Linked DNA regions of Mus musculus: regions 1 and 2 are each linked to region 3. The links are chromatin contacts, found by Hi-C or POLR2A ChIA-PET in ENCODE. All regions are on one chromosome and are shown on one strand. Each heading gives the region's core, a stretch centred on a gene start or an enhancer-like site at or near the end of the contact. The rest is flanking DNA. Distances are from core to core; before and after follow the strand shown. Region 1 holds the start of G630025P09Rik (RIKEN cDNA G630025P09 gene). Region 2 holds the start of Tmem95 (transmembrane protein 95). Region 3 holds the start of Nlgn2 (neuroligin 2).

What was found. Hi-C counts contacts between places; a loop is a spot of excess contacts on that map. ChIA-PET counts read pairs that join two places held with the same protein, here RNA polymerase II (POLR2A).
Region 1: a map of left cerebral cortex shows a loop between it and region 3 (3-fold over the local background). The contact joins the promoter of G630025P09Rik here to the promoter of Nlgn2 in region 3. A Hi-C loop is called at or near these places in 17 of 37 maps with a recorded cell type or tissue (T-helper 2 cell, adrenal gland, gastrocnemius and 3 more). POLR2A ChIA-PET finds 5 or more read pairs at or near these places in 4 of 5 experiments (Patski and embryonic stem cell).
Region 2: a map of left cerebral cortex shows a loop between it and region 3 (2.8-fold over the local background). The contact joins the promoter of Tmem95 here to the promoter of Nlgn2 in region 3. A Hi-C loop is called at or near these places in 4 of 37 maps with a recorded cell type or tissue (heart and left cerebral cortex). POLR2A ChIA-PET finds 5 or more read pairs at or near these places in 4 of 5 experiments (Patski and embryonic stem cell).

Annotation. Positions count from the first base shown.
Region 1 is chr11:69,802,395-69,805,094 of GRCm38, forward strand. It overlaps G630025P09Rik (RIKEN cDNA G630025P09 gene), which reads left to right and starts at 1,275. Exons shown (of 1, transcript NR_027913.1): 1 at 1,275-2,700. Tmem102 (transmembrane protein 102) reads right to left here. Exons shown (of 2, transcript NM_001033433.4): 1 at 2,626-2,700; 2 at 1,201-2,536. The coding sequence ends at 1,221. It also overlaps a transcript of Fgf11 not described here.
Region 2 is chr11:69,876,663-69,879,523 of GRCm38, forward strand. It overlaps Tmem95 (transmembrane protein 95), which reads right to left and starts at 1,393. Exons shown (of 7, transcript NM_001195710.2): 1 at 1,185-1,393; 2 at 878-934; 3 at 637-717; 4 at 519-539; 5 at 299-379; 6 at 125-212; 7 at 1-52. The coding sequence starts at 1,356. The coding sequence ends at 22. It overlaps Kctd11 (potassium channel tetramerisation domain containing 11), which reads right to left. Exons shown (of 1, transcript NM_153143.4): 1 at 1,602-2,861. The coding sequence ends at 2,850.
Region 3 is chr11:69,836,483-69,839,363 of GRCm38, forward strand. Nlgn2 (neuroligin 2) reads right to left here and starts at 1,302. Exons shown (of 8, transcript NM_001364137.1): 1 at 566-1,302. Tmem256 (transmembrane protein 256) reads left to right here and starts at 2,043. Exons shown (of 4, transcript NM_026982.1): 1 at 2,043-2,167; 2 at 2,438-2,469; 3 at 2,706-2,786. The coding sequence starts at 2,083.

The sequences.
Region 1 (2,700 bases), core at 25-2,524, 34 kb before region 3:
GTCTGCAGGACCCTCTGTCGCCCCGAAAAAAGGAGCATCCGCCGTTTCTGTCTGTTTTCTAGTTGCCCCTTAAATTTCCCGAGGAACAACTGGCACTGCTTAGATCCCACACCCTCCAATCTAACAAGGCCCCCAAGAGAGGAGTGCACCCACGTTGTCAACACTCCTCAAACGTGAACAGGCCCTTAATAAGTCACAGCGCATCAGAGCTTCCTGCGCCAGGGCTTTCTCGTCCTCCCTGGGACTGCTATAACACCCCTTCCTTTCCCCGACGCCCCTCAACCTGTCCTGTCCTGTTGATCCGGGCGACGGGTGCCGCGAGCTCCAGCTCCAGGCTCCTCCCTCCCTGTCACCCGCAAGCGGAGGTTTCCCCCCAACGTCGGCCTAAGCGTCCCGGACCCCCAGGAAGGAGTAAGGATGTCTCTGCAGAGCGCCTCGGTTCGGCAAAGTCAGAGCACTGGGCCTGGAGGTTGGACCAGGCAGAGCGGCGGAGGCAGCGGCAGCGGCTGTGGGAAGCTGAGGCGGCGGCGGCGACAGAGGCTCCCCCTCCTCTGCGAGCCGGCCTGGGGGCGGGGCAGGGGGCGGAGACGCTGGGAGAAGCTGGGCGGGCGGAACCCTGGGGTTCCTTGGAAGCTCTAAGTGGGAACTGTCACAGAGGCAGGCGGAGTAGAGGCAAGGCCTGCAAATCTCGGGGTTCAGAGGAGAGGAGACACGGAGCCTGATATGGCGGGGCTGGGGGCAGGGGGTCGATGGAATAGCCGACAGAGAGAAAATGAAAAGGGATTCTACTGCCTGGGATGGAAGTGAGGACAGAAATGGACGAGGAGAGTTGGGGGGAAAGTGGAGAAACCGGTAGCTGTGCCATCCAGTCTGGGCTGTGATCCGGCCTTAATATCTCTGGTTTGGTATGAGCCAATTGATCAGAACTAGGTTTCCAAAAACCAGTTCCTTCCCGCATTTTGTCAGTAAATACATTCCTACTATCCCTGTCAGACTCTGAAAGAATAGGGGAGAGAGGTTCCGGGAGGCAGTACCGGGACAGAAGGGGCGCCAGCCAGATTTAGAGAACTTGGGCCTCAGGCAGGGTAGAATACTGGGGAAACCTTTTAGAAAAGGGACTTTGGACCCAAGCATACACTGTCTGTATGGAGGGAGCAGCAGTCCCCTGCATGACCCTCTCACCAAAGGAAACACTTTCCATTCCCTTAGGAGTAAAATCTTTAATGGGTCCCGCCCCCTACGCCCGCTAAACCGCCCCCTTTGCGGGCAACCTTGGCTTCCTCTACAGCCTCACGCAAGGCCTGTGCAGGGTCCCCGCGGAGCTGGGCCAATGCCCCGCGCAGAGCAGCGGAGCCGTCTCCCACACGGAGCTTTCGGCCGCTCAAAAAATAATGAGGCAGCGCCCCGGCCTCTAGCACTCGGCTCAGCTCATCCAGTAGCCCAAGGCAACAAGCGCCGGCATTTTCCGGCCGCGCCAAGTAGAGCGCCGGGAGCCGCTCGCACGCCCAGTAGAGCAAGGTCCGCAGGAGGTAGGGCGCAGCGGCTCGGGTCCCCGCCACCAGCGGGCGCAGCAGCGCCTGGGCCGCCGCGTGTGCCTGAAGCAGCGGCGTGGGGATGCGCTCTTTGAGCGCCAGCTCCTGGCGAGCGAAGCACAGCTGCCATCCAGAGGTGCTCGGCTGCTCTGGGAGGCTGCCCGGCACTAGGTAGAAAGAGGCCGATTCAGAGACCAGTGGACCCGCCCACGAGTGGCTCCGAGCCGTGTCAGGCCAGCCTGTCACGGTCACCACCGGGATCAAGTCGAAGAGCAGGAGGTGGCGTGGGGGCTCTGGAGTTGCCAGGAGGACCGTGGTGACACCTGCGTGACGAGCTGCATGAACTAGCCGTGGGGCGCCTGGGACCGGGATCAGGGACTCAGCAACCTCAGCCAACTTAACGAAGAACCAGGAAGTTACTTGGGTCGGGCATAATGTGGGCCATGCCTTTGGAGCCTCCGACGGCTTTGGGACTTGGCTTTCGTCGGCGTCCAAGGCGTCGCTGCTCAGTGTTTCCAATGGCTCAGGAGTTTCAGGATTGGTAATGTCCTTATAAGACGATTGGGACTCTGAAAGGTCACTAGATGATTTTTGCAAAGACATGTGTGGCTCAGGTTCAGGGACATAATCATGTGACGGATCTACAGAGTTTTCCCGGTCGGTGGGACTCTCTTTGCTATGGGTTTGGTGAGTCATATCACTTTCTTCTGGGACAGGAGGTCCTAAGCAATCCTGCCAGGCCTCCCGGACCAAAATTCCACGCATCAGTTCTGGAAGGCGGAGCCATGCAGAACAGGATTCCAGATCCAGTAGCAGCTCGGGCCCAGTGCCATCCAGAGAAAACACAGGCACAAGGAGTGTAAAGCCGGCATCATAATGAGGTCCCCGGGAGTAGGGACCTAAGGGGGCGTGCCCTAAATCTAGGGAACCTTCGCGAATCCCACCACGAAGCAGCAAGAGTTCTGCCTGGGGTGGAAAACGAGGGTCTTGGCGGTGAACCAGACCTAAAGAAGAGAAAGGGTCGTGAAGGTATCCTGGTTCAAAGTCGGGGCAGGAAATGGCGAGGCTGGGGTTTGCAAATTCCCACACTTACCGAGTAGAGCGAAGACAAAATCCTTGGCTCGGAGAAGATCAGCTCCAGGCTTGGGCCCTTCACTCCAACTCTCCT
Region 2 (2,861 bases), core at 143-2,642, 40 kb after region 3:
CTGGAAAAGCTGTCCTCCTCTTCACAAGTCTTTTGCTTGCAGGTTCAGGTACCTGAAAGGAGACAGAGGATGGGAGGCCTGAAGAGAATCAGGGAAGGGGGTTGGGAAGATCCCCACAACTCACTCCACTTGGAGGCTCACAACACCCGAAAGCAGGACAATTCCGAAGATACATAGGAGCAGAATCCTAGCGTCCCACAGATCGTGACTGTCTGCAAGGAACCCAGGAGACCGTGGATGATCCTGTGGATCACACCAGGGAACCTAGGGGGCCTTAGGAGGGTGAGGATTAAAGAACCTGGGTAGCAGTGCTTTTGGGGCCAACAAGACTCCTCCTTGCCCTCGCAGGTGGAGCAGTTGTACAGGATGGTGCTGCCCCCTGCAGGAGACAATAGGAGCAGCGCTGGCAAGCGAAGCCACCGCCTCCAACCCCTTCCTCCCAGCCGCCCAAGCTCCTCAGGCCGTCGCCCTACTCTCTTCGCTCCCCAGGGGGCTCCACGGCCTTTTCTTTTACTCACGGCAGACAGGAGCACAAAGAGCTGCAATGAAAAGCAAGGAGCAGTGGCTGACTTGTTCAGTCATGCCCCACGGGGCTACAAATCCTAGGCGTCTCCTTGGTACCCTCCCCATCAATACCTTCCCTGGTGTACTGGGGGATCCTGGTCTTCTGAAGCCATTGCCAGTATAATGGAATCAAGGAGGTGGATCCTTTTTTCTCTGGAGAGGCACAGCACAGCTATATTGCCCTAGACCTCATCGGAGCTGCCTTCCAGGCCCCCTCCCAGATCGGTCCCTCTCTTCACCTCCCCTCCCCCCATATCCCGTCTCGTCTTGGGTCTTCCTAAGTCTCAAAGTGTCCGTTTTCTCCAGACCTCACCTATGACTCTCAGGACTCGGTGAGTTTTCTCTGTGACTTGCTTCATTGAGACCTCATCTGTGGAGATGGACAAGAAGGAGCTAGAGTAGGCTCTAGAGTTTTGGGGGGTTTTGTGTTGTCTTTTGTTTTTTTGTTTTCCTATTTCCTAGGGCACAGAGTTCTTCCAAAGAGAGAGAGAGGCTAGTGTGTCCAGAAAGGGCTATGGACTGAAGCAATGGCTGAGATGCACAGCTAGGAGCTCGGGCGCCAGCCCCCTTAGGATCCAGTGGTGACTATTGCTGAGCTAACCTTGCATATCTGATATTACCTAAGGCAAAGGCCGAGAAATCTGGGGAAGCCCATTCCTTCCATTTCCACTTCGGCTTCGTCTGGTTATTGAGCTGAGCCAGGCGGTTTGCCAAGGCATGATCTTGGAGACGACAGAAGATACAAGCCTTGGCCACGGCCAAGAAAGCCCCACCCAGAGCCAGCACCCACATGAAGCCTGCTGGGGTATGGAAGGAGTTGGACCCCCTCAGACCAGGGAAGAGTCAGAATTCTCTGAGATCCAGATTCTGACCCTTCATGTCGGAGGTTCTAGACTGATCCAGAACAATGCCATTGTCTTACCCCTCGGCTCCGGTAGAGCCACCCCTGGGCCCCCAAGAACTGGAGGCTAAAACGTATCTCTAGGACGGATAAATCAGGGTTTCTGTTGCAAGGGGATAGTGGCCTTTACACGTCATGGTTCTGAAAGCAATTTATTTTTCTTCTTGTAAGTCACAGTGATAGATGAATGACTCCACCCAATGATGACCATGTTTATGTGTGTATCCCATCCGCCCAGGAACCCAGAAATGCTATCCTTCCCACACCCTCCCCGACTCTCCCAACTCTAGCTCCTGGCTGCCCAGGACAGCCTTAGGCCTTCCTTACCCAGCTATTTCCTAGCAACAGGCTCATGGTTGTCTCAGCAACCAAGAGCTCCCAGAGGTCTCAGAGGCCCAGCTAAGCCCAGAGGCTTTTACCTCTCATAGGAAGGGCCTAGTGTGACTCAAACTCAAACAAGGCCCTCCTGCCTACGTGGCAGCGCAGGCATAAACACACATGCAAACACACACACACACACACACACACATACACACACACCCTATGATTAAACTAAATCTGAATCTGCTTTTACACATACCACAGAAGTACCTGAGCCTGGAGAGTTTCTAAGCAACCCCAAACAGGCCTGGACAGGCCAAGATCACAGAAGGACCAATACACAAGCACAGGAGTCAGCAACACTGATGGGAACCAAGACAGCAGGGAGCCAGGCAGCATCAGATCTATTGACTGGCAGGCGCACACACATGAAAGAGGCCTCTGGACACCATGGTCCAGCCCCACTTCCATACAGGATCCTCTGGAATTCCAGAAGGGAGCTCTAGCCCCCGTGTTGATGGAGGTTCTCCTTGCTCCCTATGTCACCCTAGGATGGAGTGTCCCACAATAGGTGGCTTGGAACATAGTAAAGAAACCTCCCAGAGAGTCCTGGCCTCTTAATGGTTACTGTAGGATAAGATGTCAGCTCCAGTAAAGGAAACCACAGTCTAGGGAGCAGGTTACATTTGATAAGTCAAAGTCCTCCCACCTAGTGCTCAACCCGCCAGAGCTCTGCTAGGTTTAGCCTGGGCAAAGAGGTGCTATCTTACTTTGCCACACTTCTGAATACAGAGGACCCATCCTCAAGCAAAAACAGGCTAGAGAATCCACGATGCTTTCCCAGGATAAGCCCCCGCGTAGACCTTCTGGACCATTCGTGAGTCTTGTGGGGTGGAAGGGGGCAGCTCGATCTGGGAACCCCAGCTCTAGGCTCTGGCCAGGTATGGTGGAATCCCTGACTTTCATAGCTACCACACCAGTACTAGAAAGAGGTTTTAGAAGAGCCACAGGCCCCTTGGCTGACTCATCCCCCTCCTCTGCAGTCAAGTGGAGGGCAGCACCCTCAGTGGCGCAC
Region 3 (2,881 bases), core at 52-2,551:
TTCAGTCTCTCACCCCTCAGTCTTTTCTCATTTCTGTCTCCTTGGTGTTTCTCATCGCTCTCTCCTCCAAATACCTTCTCTGATTTTCTCCCTCAAGTGCTCTCTCTCTCTCTCCTTTTTTCTATTACTCTCTCCCCCATTTTCTCTCTTCATCTCTGTCTGCCACATCTTGCTCCCCCCTCCTCCCGATCCCTCTGCCTTGCTCTTCCATTCCAGCCCAGGCCCGACTCCCCCAACCGGGGAGAGTTGAGGGACGGGGGCTCAGGCCGCAGCCCCCCCCCCTTCCTGCAGTGGGGAAAATGGCTTGGCCGGGAAGGGGAGAAGGAGGGGGAGGGGGAGATGGGAACACACGGGGTCTGTGGGCCCATTCAAAGGATCATTCATGGACTGGAGAGAGGCAGAGACAAAGAGACCAAGACGCAGAGACACGGCGAGAGCATCCTTAGGCGGAGACACGCAGACAGAGCAGGCTGAGGGAAACCAGGCGCAGGGAGGAATATGGGAAGAGGAAGACCCCAATGGACCGCCGCGCAGCCCCCTCCACCCAGCATGGCTTAGCTCCTACCTGGATCAGCCCTGGGGCCGTGGTGCCTCCATCCAGGGCTCCGAGCGGGGGGCGGACGGGTTTCAGAAGGGGGGCGGCGGCCTCTGAGCCCCCGCGGCCCCGCAGGCCCAGCCCCCGCCTGCAGCGCCTCACCCGGCGGGGGAGGGGGATCGCCCCAGCCCCGGGGGGCGGGGCCGGAATCCAGTCGATCCCCAGGAAAAGGAAAGCTAGGGTATAGGGTCAGAGAGAGCTCAAGAACAGGGAACCCCGCAGTGGGAAAGGCTGAGCCAGGAGGGAGCAATGGGACAGGACTAGATTGGAGATCCACTGGTTCTCTGGGATGGCTTCGAGGGACCAGGAGGCGGTTCAGGCGACAGATCCTAAGGGATCGGGTGCTGGAGGAGGAGTCCACGGCAATCCCTAGGGGCCCGGAGCCCCGGAGCGCAGAATCCGCGGTGCAGGGGCAGGGATCCAGCCGGAATCCTCGGGGAGGGGGAGGGATCTAGTCGATCCCGAGGGCGGGCGGGAGGGAGATCCGGGGAGTCAGAAGAGGGCGGGGGCCGAGTCCCGAGCCTCGAGGCAGAGGTCGGTGCGGCTCCTAGGAAGGAAGGCAAGGGCTAGGGGAGGCTTTGGGAAATGCTCAGTAGCCAGGAGGCCCGGACTCCTGGCTCTGCGCGCCAGGGCCCGCCCGCCCCGCGTCCATCCCAGCTCGAGAGTGATGATCCGCCGGCGGAGCAGCCGCAGCAGCCCCGCGCGTCACCGCGCGGCCGCCTCCCCCGCCCCCTGCCGAGAGAGCGGCGCACACCCCTCGCTTGCACCCGCCTGCCCACCCGCCCTCTGGAGTGTGGGGGGGGATTGAAGACAGTGAAAGGGGTGGGAGTGGACAGACGGACGGATGGACGTAGCGAACTAGAGCAGGGTGAAGACATCTCTCCCCCCGCCCCCCCGGATCTCCCACCCTCTGGGCTCTCCGGGTCTAGCAAGGGGGAGAACAGCTGAACTATAGAGGGCAGGGCATCACACGAAGAAGGCGGGGCCTCTAGGCACAGAGGCGGAGCCATCGTGGGATGGGAGGGGTTTGATGGCAATAGGTGGAGCTTAGAAATCCGTGGGGCCGCCCCTTTTGAGGAGTGGGTCTGGTTTGAAGCAGAACAGGAGGAGCCTGTAGAAAAAGGGGTGGAACTTTGTGGGGGACCGATATCTTTGCAAATTAGCTGGAGGTGTGGGGTTGGGGTGTCGAAGAGGCGATCAACTTGGAAAGTGGGCCAATCCGTGACGCAAATCCTCTAGTCCCACCCTCAACCCCGCCTCCCACTGCTCCGCTCCTCCGCTCCTAATTGGTTCTAGTTTCTCCGCCCGCCAGACATCTTCTCCATTCAACAGAAGTTTTACAAAGGCGTCTGTAAGGGAACCGGGGCTCTGAAATGAACATAGCCCTGATTGGGCATTTTTGGACCTTATTTGCATGGGCAATCGGGATTGGCTGGCTTGTTGGGTGGTCAGGGCGGTGTTGGTTCCGCGCGTGACCACCCACAGCTATGGCCGGGGTAGGGGCTGCTTTCCGCCGCCTAGGTGCCTTGTCCGGAGCTGGGGCCTTGGGTTTGGCCTCCTACGGGGCACACGGTCAGGGGACGTGGGATGCAGCTGGGCTGGGGGCAATCTTTGGGATCTGGTGCGGGGAGGGACCTATAGGAAGTGTCTTGTCTTTTATGGAATAGAGATCCCTTGGAACCCCGAACCTTCAAGTTTGTCTTTAGGTCCAAAAGCGTCTCAGTACTACATCTGTTTCCACCAGTCAGAAGCTTCCAGGGATGCAGTGTCTACTTAGGTGCCCCTGGGGTTTGAGAGGGTCTAAGCCAATACAGTTCTGATTGGTTTTGCATCTCTCTACAGGCGCTCAGTTTCCGGATGCCTACGGGAAGGAGGTGAAGTAACAGTTCTGGGACTCCTGGACTTGGCGCGATGTTTGGGTGTCCTTAAACTGGGAGGGGGTGGGGAGATGAATGGGAAGGCAGTCAAGTGTAGGTCTCTACTGCAAGGACTGCAGGCCTGTGGCTTGAAGACCTGGGGGAGCAGCAAACTGAGCCGTCAGAGGTGACAGTGTTAATGGACTTCGGTCCTATGTTGCTTAGAAAATCTCTCTCTTCTCTTTTTCTTACAGCTCTTTGACAAGGCCAACAAACACCACTTTTTGCACAGCCTGGCCCTGTTAGGGGTACCCTCTTGCAGAAAACCTGTCTGGGTAACCAATTCCCTTGCCTAATTTAAATCAAACCTCATTTACTCCCTCATGTTGCTTTGTTCTTAAAATTCTGTATTCTGTTCTCTGCCTCTTCC